Regions from separate parts of the Mus musculus genome. Here region 2 is linked to region 1. The links are chromatin contacts, found by Hi-C or POLR2A ChIA-PET in ENCODE. All regions are on one chromosome and are shown on one strand. Each heading gives the region's core, a stretch centred on a gene start or an enhancer-like site at or near the end of the contact. The rest is flanking DNA. Distances are from core to core; before and after follow the strand shown.

The links. Hi-C counts contacts between places; a loop is a spot of excess contacts on that map. ChIA-PET counts read pairs that join two places held with the same protein, here RNA polymerase II (POLR2A).
Region 2: POLR2A ChIA-PET joins it to region 1 with 25 read pairs in Patski. The contact joins the enhancer-like site here to the promoter of Srsf6 in region 1. A Hi-C loop is called at or near these places in 3 of 37 maps with a recorded cell type or tissue (Patski and heart). POLR2A ChIA-PET finds 5 or more read pairs at or near these places in 4 of 5 experiments (Patski and embryonic stem cell).

The regions. Positions count from the first base shown.
Region 1 is chr2:162,929,870-162,934,435 of GRCm38, reverse strand. It overlaps Srsf6 (serine and arginine-rich splicing factor 6), which reads right to left and starts at 2,928. Exons shown (of 6, transcript NM_026499.4): 1 at 2,659-2,928; 2 at 2,294-2,442; 3 at 886-1,010; 4 at 574-782; 5 at 125-208; 6 at 1-24. The coding sequence starts at 2,765.
Region 2 is chr2:162,973,071-162,978,134 of GRCm38, reverse strand. L3mbtl1 (L3MBTL1 histone methyl-lysine binding protein) reads right to left here. Exons shown (of 23, transcript NM_001081338.2): 23 at 1,008-3,747. The coding sequence ends at 3,613. Among named protein-coding and RNA genes, the nearest start is that of Sgk2, 12 kb to the left of the region's middle. Within about 2 kb of position 2,739, at least 1 of the 3 ENCODE cell types and tissues checked has a DNase peak (open chromatin) inside an H3K27ac peak, as active enhancers do; it is heart, where a contact is called at or near this core.

The sequences.
Region 1 (4,566 bases), core at 1,679-4,178:
CGACCTTTGCTCCGAGACCTAGATCTGTACAAGAAAAGCCAGATTTCTTTCAGTATCTTGTCAGAAAACACCTATACTCCATCAAGTGGTAAAAAATTAAGAGACCCAATACCACATTATTTACCGGGAGCGACTTTTTGAGATACTTCGAGATCTACTGCGGCTGCTTCTGCGACTCCTACTCCGAGACCTTCTTCTAGACCGTGATCTACACACAAGAGACAGTGATGTTTTAATCTTTTCAAGAATATGTTTTAGGGGGCTGGTGAGATGGCTCAGAGGTTAAGAGCACCGACTGCTCTTCTGAAGGTCCTGAGTTCAAATCCCAGCAACCACATGGTGGCTCACAACCATCTGTTACAAAATCTGATGCCCTCTTCTGGAGTGTCTGAAGACAGCTACAGTGCACTCACATATAATAAATAAATATATAAATAAATCTTAAAAAAAAAAAAGGAATATGTTTTAACTACCCATCTGTGGCTAGAATATCTGCTTACTACAACCAAGAAACACCGTAAATACAACTAGGCAACAACTGGAAATGACAAGCCTCCCCCCAGCCCTCGTTACCTGGATCTACTGCCAGAGTAGGAGCGCCTATGGCTTGTTCTTGGCTTATCTTCAATAAGCCTAATATTTCTGCCATTTATTTCTGTACCATCCAGTTTATCCAAAGCACGCTTCATGTCGGAGTAGGATCTAAATTCAATCACACCCTCATTTGTTCGTTCTTTGTGAGCATCTGCATAAGTCACTTCTCCTGCTTGCCGCATGAAATCCTAAAACAGTTAAGACTGATAAGCTCCAGAAATCTAAAGCAAGACCACGTAGCCAACTCTTAAGGAAAGTAACTGCTCTGTCTTTAAAACCCCAGGTACATACCTTTAAGTCTTGCCAACTGCAACGACTAGACAGATTTTCTACAATAAGCCTGTACTCTGTACGAACAGGTGGTCCATATTTGTCTCTGCCAGAAGTTCTCCGACTGCTGTATCCACCTCCACCACCTTTATCACATGAAGGGAGTAATTAGATGCGTTGCAATGACAGGCATGCATGTTTTTGAAAGTTAGTACAAACATAGCAACGTTTATTACTGGAGTAGGACTTTGCTATTATACTGCTAAACCCTCGATACATTTGTGATTTGCCACAAATTAAATTAAGGGCAAGTCAAATAGACTAAATCCAACTAAACCTCTCCTACAATCTGTTAGAGAGTGACTGCTCCTTTATTCAATTTACCTCGCTAAGTTTTATTTTACAGAACATTGTAAAATATAAAACTTAACTGATTACATGCATTTCTACATTTTACAAAAATGTTTACTAGTTACACTAAGTACTTACATCACAGTGTGAGGTTTTTGGTGGTGGTTTGGCCACAAAACACGCAAGGTAACAGTCACCTAGTTCAGATTAACCAGTTTTGTCTAACCCTTGGAATCCTCACCATCACCCTGCGTCTAATGGCAAAAGGCTGCTGTCGTCATGGCTTCCGGTAAGGTCAGCCAAAGGGTCATAGGGCAAGGGTCACACAATGTATGGAAAAGCCAAGGCCAATCAGGAAAGGCAGTCATCTTAGCCTCAGTGGACACAGCCTCAGCCCCATTGGTCACTTTCAAATTGAAACATCAAGGACTTGTTAAAAAGTTGGAATTCAACATGCAACAATTTCAACATTAAACATTTCACATAACCAAAATCCCCCCAACCCCCTCCCAGTAACATGCCCCAACTATTTCAAATACAGCATAAAGCTTATTTAGATTTACTTTGTGGTACTATGCCACATTACTTAGTTTAAAATGGCATTTTCTTTGCCCCCCCCCAATCAAGCCTCCCAGCTCCTAAGACTTAGACTTCAAGCTCCTCCCCTTTCCCCGCCCCCTGCCCCACCTCCACCCCAGCCTTCCTAGAAACTTCCTCAATGCTAACAAGCACTGACAGATAAGCAAGGGGGCATACTACAAATACAGCCAGCCCTCGCTTTCAATGGCAGAACCCAAGTCAGTGCCAAAGAGGGCCAACTGAAGCCACTCCTTCCAAACTTAAGTCAACCGGCCACCCGACCCCATTCCCCGCGCTCCGGTGTCCCACGGCTACCCGGGCATGCGTGGAGGTAGAGGGGCCCCGGGAACACCCAGGGCCGACAAGCCCCGGCCTCCGCGCCTGCCCGGGCTGGGGAGGTCCCACCCTGCCCACCCAAGTGACTGCACCCGCCCTGCGCCCCCAACCCCCGCCCCCCCCAGGTACCCAGGACGCGGAGCGCGCGGGGGTAAGGACTCACTGCGGCTTCCGTAGCTGTAGCCATCGCGGTCGCGGCGCGGGCCCCGGGCGTGCTCTACGATCACGCGCTCGCCGCACAGCTCCTTGCTGTTGAGCTCGTACACGGCATCGTCGGCATCCCGGGAGTCCTCGAACTCCACGAAACCGTACCTGCGGAGGGGCGGAGCGCGAGCCGCGCACCGGCGGGCGGGCGTGTCGTTAGCCGGCGCCGCGCGCTCCCGCGCCCTCCCCCGCGCGCGCGCGCTCGGGGCGCCGCCGCCGCCGCCATTTTAGAGGCCCTGCCACGCGGCGCCGCGGCCTTGGCCGCCTCGGGTCCTTGGGGGACCTCTCTCCGCCGCGGGGCGCGGCCTCCCAGACCCGACTCACCCATTTTTGAGGTCGATCTCGAGGAGGCGGCCGTAGCCGCTGAAAAAGCGCTGGATGTCCTTCTCGCGGACGTTGTAGCTCAGGCGTCCTATGTAGACGCGCGGCATGGCCGTGACCCACGGGTGTCCTCCGGGAGGCTGGCGGAGGGGCGGCGGGCCGCGGGGCAGGGCTGCGGTGCGGGTGCGGGGACGGCGAAGGCCCGAACACGCGCCTCACACCGCAGCGGCGGCCGAGTCAGCCACACAATGGTGCGCGCGCGCGCGCCGGCCTACGCTATAAGTGCCCGGGGGCGGGGCGCGGCGCGGCGCAGCGCGTGACGTCGTCGCGCAGCACGTCCTCTCCCGCGCCGCGGGCCGCTCCGGATGTGTTGGGGCGGCCCGCGGCGCGTGCCGTGCTTGCTGGGAGTTGATTTCGCTACTGTCATGTCCCCTGGCGCTGTGCAGCCATCAGCGTAAACAGCCGAGGCCCGGACCTTTTGAGTCGTGCCTAATAAACTGTTCTTGTGCCCAGGCACGCGGAGAACGAGTTTTATTTCTCATTGGTTGTCCGGGCTGTCAGTCTAGGCCATCTTGGTCTCTGATTGGTCTACTAAAAAAAAAGAGGTTGCTCTTTCCCTTCAGCGGGTAGCTCGCACTGGTTTCGTTGAGTACACGCTCTTGGGAGTCGGACAGTTCCTTAGTTTCTCAGCGGCTCGGGATCTGTCCCCGAGGTTTAGTGACCAGCGGGGGAGGTGCTGTGGCTGGTCTGGGTGGCATCCCTCCCTCTGCTCGGAGCTCTGACAGCTCTGAATCCCGCGCTCGCCGCGGCCGTTCACAAAGGGAGCATGGCTGGGCCCCATGGTCCTCCAAGACCCCCTATCCCCTTTCCTATCCATACTGTCCTTAACCTGGTTGGATCCGAAGGCAAACTATTTATAAAGCAGAAATACACACTTAGGAGTTTATGGAGGTGACATCTAATGCTGTAGAGTTAAACAAAACAGCCCCACTGCCCTGGAGTAAAGTTAATTGACTATCAAGGAGCATGCCTTGGGAGTATTCAAAGCACGGCGAAGGTTTGGCTAGAGAGGTAAGGAAACCGAAAGCAGAGCACGGTGTGATAAAAGCTGAGAGAAAAGACTGCCATTGAGTTAGTACCTGCTCTTTAGGAATTTGTTTTCTGCCCAGAATCTGGGCAGCCTCAGGCTTTTCAGCTATAATGAGAGAAGATTCTGTCCTCTGGGGCAGACCGGCAATGTTGATAGCACACAGGGAGATGTGTTAATAGTATTCTCGAGGGAAGAGAACGTCCTTAAGTTAGAAATATAAATATATATATGTAGACAGCTTTTAAAAATATTCATGGAACACAGAATGAAGTCAACACATAACAGTTTTATCAAATTGTCAATTTCTAAAAACTTGTTAAAATTTATTTGTGAGTGGTGAGAAGACTGAAGCCGGTAAAGGTGCTTGCTGCCAAGCTGGAGGACCCGACTTTGATCCTAGAGACCCACACGGTAGAAGGAACAACAACAACAACAAAAACAATTCTTGCAAGTTGTCCTCTGACCTCCTGATGCGTGTCATGCCTTCAATAAATAACTAAGTGTGATGATAACACATTTTAAAATTATTTGTAAAAGCAAACACACATCTGGATTCCACACGAGACGAAAAAGCCAGTATTTGTCATTCTCCTACCCTATTACCATATTTTGTTCCCCTCTTCCCTTATCCTTGTTTCCTTCACATAGTTCCCTTTCTACTTTCATGTTCTACACACACACAAGACAACCCATGAGATCATTTATCTTCCAAAGTTCCTAGTTGGATCAGCAGCACTGGGGAGTCCTGTTGCCGACCTAACTTGGTACTTTGCAAAAGCAACAAACTGAAATGACAAGTGCGCAGCATGAGAGTCTATTTA
Region 2 (5,064 bases), core at 1,490-3,989, 44 kb before region 1:
GTAGATCCCCTGGCCTGGTTCACGAGGTGCTGGGGATCAACCTCGGGCTTCCTGTGTGCTAGGCAAGCCCTCTACTAGACAACCCCCACTCTCAGCTAACACCAAATCCCAAAGCTCCTTATCTGGCATCTGGAGCTCTTGGTGGAACCATCTGGGCTCTCAGCCTTCGGCACCCCAACATCTCCAGCTCTGCTGCCTGGGACCCAGGTAACCTGTCTTAGCCTAGCTCTACTTCAGACCTGCAGCTTTCCTTGGTGGACACCCCACAGTCCTGGCATCTCAAACATCTTGATGTCTTCATTGTAACTTGGAGTCCACCCTTGTCGATTCATACAATGGTCACTCAAGGCCCCCTTCTGGAAAATCTGGCCCTACAGCACACCGCCTGGCCTTGGCAGCTTTCTGGAAGCTTGGAGCAAGTTTCCACGACCCCGTCATACTTAGAACTCTTCTGCTTGCAAAACCAGTGCCAAGGGCCCCTGTCAGCCTGAGGTGTCATCTGGTGTGTCGTCCTCAAGCCTCTGTGCTCCTCCTCGGTGGCCTGCTGTGAGAACACATCCCTAGTCAGCTGTTTCTAAGCAAGGACTCCTTTCTACAGTAGTCTCCATTCAGCTTCCTCCTTTCAATACATTTGCATTTTTATAAACCAGGTCTTTTAAAGTATAAAACTCAGTTGCTCTAGGGCAGTAGTTCTCACCCTTTCTAATGCCGTGACTCATGTGGTGAGTCCCAGCCTTAACATTATTTTCGTCTCTACTTCCTAACTGTAATGTTGCTACTGTTATGAATCATAATGTGAATATCTGTGTTTTCAAGGGGCCTTAGGCTAACCCCTGTGAAAGGGTCATTCAGCCCCCAGAGGGGCCATGACCCACAGGCTGAGAACCAGTGCTCTAAGACCTACCAAGCAGCAGAGGGAAGGAGTTAGTCTCCTCAGACATGGCAGTACTGATGTCACCTGTGTGTTCTGGGCATTTCAACCACGAAAAGAAAAACAGACTCTGGATGCAGACTAGTCAATTATTTATTTATTTATTTATTTATTTATTTTGTCTCAATACACAGACAAATCATACTATATTTTCTTTGTAACGTTTCCTCTCTCAAGAGTCAATTTAGCTTAAACCAGAGGATTTTCTTTAAGAATTTATGCTTGAGAGCATACACACACACATACACACACACACACACAGACACACACAGACACACACACACACACATACACACACACAGAGCAAGTAAACAAAAGTAACACCATCACAGTGCGTGTGAATGGAGGTGCAAACAGGTTTCATTTTCAGACTCCGGAACCATTCTCTTTGTCTCAGAAATTAAACAAAGTTCATCACTGCCAGGGCTGGGCAGCGGCTGGACAAGCCTGCTGGGGACAAAATGTAAGTAGTCCCTGTTTCTAGAAACCAGGGCACAAGTGCCAGAGACAGCCACCCATGGCCTGTGCTCCCAGGCTCGGGTGCAGTGGGGACCCAGTGGGGTGGACAGGTGGGGGGGATGCTTGGCAGGCATGTTTCTTTTGACTTTTTAAGATTTGGTTTCTGATATTAGTGCAGAAGGGGTGTGTAGCCTAGAGTTGGGAGGCTGCAAGTCGTCTTCTCCAAGGCTGTCTGTTAGTCCGTCTGGTCTCTCCCACAGGCAACCATCACTGGCAAAGCTGCACGGCAAAAGCTGTGAGGTCCCTTTCGTTGGTAGCTGTGTGGTTCACAGCTCCAGTCAAGAACACAGAACATCTGCTGCCGTCTCAGACAAGTCAGTGTGTGGTAGGGCGGACTAAAGGCCAGGTGGTGGCAGTTTTCCACTGCAACCCAGACAATCACAATTGGAGAGTTCGGCTCCTCTTTACTTCCAGCAAATGGGGCAGTGATGTCATATCGGTCAACCTAGCCCTCCCTCCCTGCTTGGCTGGCCTTGCCCAGTGTCCTCCCAGAAAGTTACCCCTGAGGGCTGAAAGGGAAAGGGAACCTGAGCCTCTGCCAGGCTAGCTGGGTGACACTTGGCTGTCCCCCAGAAGCTGTCTGGCCTAGGAAGGGGAGGTCCCCAAAGCACAGAAACAGGAAATCAACAGGACTTTTTGGCTTCCCATTTCTGAGGAAATAATAAAGCCTCATAGCTTAACAGTAGCCCTTCATATCCCCAGTTCTGCACCTCACACCGGCACCTGACAGATACTGCTGAGTGACCAACACGTGTGTACACACACACATGGAAAGATACACACACACACACACACACACACACACACACACACACACACACACACGGAAAGACACATACCACATAACCTATAAGTATACTGGACTGGGGGACAACCCTGCTCTTCAGCCTGTAGGTCCACCTCAGCACCAGATGAACTGAAGCCTGGCACATGCTCCCACCTATTGGAGGGGCGGCTCCCTCCTGGGTTCCCTCCCCACTTAGGCTGGGAGGTGGGTTTGGCAGTAATTGAGTGGAGGCCGAACCTCCACTTGGACAGAAAGGTTCGAGTTCCAGAGCCCCAGCAGGAACCTAGCTGGCAGTGAGAGACTGTTGGAGACTGGCAAGAAGGGCCAGGGAGGTCAGAGACAGGAGAGGGGACCTTTCCAACTCCACCATAAGCGGCTTTCCTTAGACTCGAGAGCAGAATGAGAAATGTTTAAGGGACAGAGTGAATGTGATGCCATAGTGGTTGTGTGCTAGCCAGTGCTACACCCTCCTGGCAGGAGGCTGGGCTGGCAGGGGCCTCTCCCTCATGTGCACTATCTTGGCTGAGAGCCACAGTCAGAGAAAATGATACAGCCATCACGCTTTCTGGAGCTAGTCAAAGCCTCCAGTGTGTCTGACGTCCTAGTCAGGACCGCTTGCCAGGGCAGACTTCATCTCCCCCCACACCCAATAGAGACAGCAGCAGGGAACTTAGGCCCTGCTTGTTAGGACATGGGCTCTAACCATCTGCTCACTCCGTACTGCCCACTTCAACGCCGAGTGATCTTGAACTGAACGTGTTCAGGAAGGTGGTGCCTGGGCTCTCAATCTCTGCCTAGAGGCAAAAGGGAGAAGACAGCCAGAGGCTCCTAGTAAGATGCTCCCATATTTCTGAGTCTTAAGCATCTATGGGGGAAGAGAGCCATGGGGCCTGGCTGGACCATGAACGGGGAGCAAGGGTATACAGCCAACAGCGGACAGGGAGGGAGGCGCCTATCATGTGTAAAATGTGCACACCAAGGTCATGGCCAGTTCTTCGTAGGAGGAGATGGGCCAAGGAGGAGAAAGGACATAGAGATGCCAAAAAGCGACATAGGTCTGAATAGAGGATGCCTACCCTACCTAGCTCCTCCTAATTCCTAAGACAATAACCAAGGTGGCTAAAGCTGTAGGCTACCCCAGCCAGGATACCTGCGGCCCTTATATCAGTCAGGTCTCGGTTTAGTCACACCTTCCCCGGGGCAACTGAACTCTAGGACCGAGGGCTGAGACCTGCTTCCCCAGGCTCCTCTGCTCCCGCACATCTAGTCAGACAGTGAGGGCAGGGGTGCAGAACTCAAGTTGGGAGAGAAGCACCATTTGCAGAGGGAGCCCCGCGAGGATGGGAGGAGCCCCCACTTCCCCGCCCCCAACCAGTCACTTAAAGGCATCGTCAGTGTTTTTGAACATGAGAATGGCGTTATAGATCTTCAAGGCTGGGCCTAGCTTGACACTCATGATCTTCACAATGTCCGCCTGTGTCAGCAAAAGGAAGGCCTCGCCGTCAATCATCTGAGGGGGTGGGAGAGTGAGAAGGAGATGGGGGGGGAAGGTATGGGGGGGGGAGGTCAGGTGTGGTGGTGGGGGTGAGGTGAAAGGAAGGTAGGGGCAGATATGGTGGGAAGTAGGGGGAGGGGAGAAAGGGCATGTGGTGGGTAGGGAAGGGAGGGAGGGCAAAAAGAAAAGACAAGGGAGGGAAAAAGGAGAGAAGGAAGACAACAATGGGGGCGGAGAAGGAACGCAAGAAGCCTGGTCCCCCGCACCACACACATTCAGCTTTTCTTTGTCTTTCTGCTGACTGCTCTGTGTCAGACATGTACACTGGAAAAGCGTCTTTGGAGCCCTTACAGACAGTAGCTTCGAGAAAACAGTTGCTGCTGACACAGTTGTGGGGCTTGCTACCAAACGACAACTCGGAGCTTCTTGTTTGAAAGTTTGCAAGAATTTCAAAATAGTGGCAGCAGAGCACCAAGCCAGCTGCCAGGTCCTTCTAAGCACAGGGCCCCAGGATATTGTTGCACAGACTGCACGCTCGCCCGTCTCAGGAGCAATCCTGGCTCCTGGTCTGAGCGGCTTCACTCATTAGTCATCAGCTTTAAAAACACTGCCTGGACTCACTTTGTAACCGGGGCAACAGCTTCCATATCTACGCGTGGGATCTAGCATTTGTGAACCGCCCGAAGCCAAAAGAGAGCAAAGACAAACAAAAACAAAGACAACAGAAACCCCACAGCTGCCTGTGGGGACCCACCTGTCAAGCTCAGGGCGACTAACAGCAAGCTGGGGATTTTGAGGGCTATCGCATGGGGTTCACTGTAACCTCTGACCTATTCCTGCCCCCCAAATCAGAGAGATGGAGAACACTCCAATGTAAACAAGCTTTTGGATCTGATTTTTAGTTGTAAGCCTTCTTCTATTAAAGTTATTTACTTTGTGTATGTACGGATGTGAGTGTTGGTGTTGAATGTGTGCACATTACTACACGTGTGTGGAGGCCAGAGGGCAATTTCCAGGAGTCAGCGCTCTCCTTCCATCATGGGAGTTTTAGGGATCAAACTCAGGTCTTCAAGCTTGGTGTCAGGCACCTTTACCAGCTTATTAGCCAACTTGCTGGTCCTGACTCCGAGACTTTTTAAAAAAATATATATCACAAGGAAAAAAAAAGAGAGTGAGAGACAAGATAAGAGAATACTCTCATAGCATTGAAAATGTAAACGAGGAAAATACCTAATAAAAAAAAGAGAATACTCTCCTAGAACAGGAGATATTGAAGGGCTACAAAACACCTGAAATAATTTATATGGGCCTTATTTGGCTCAAGAACGATTT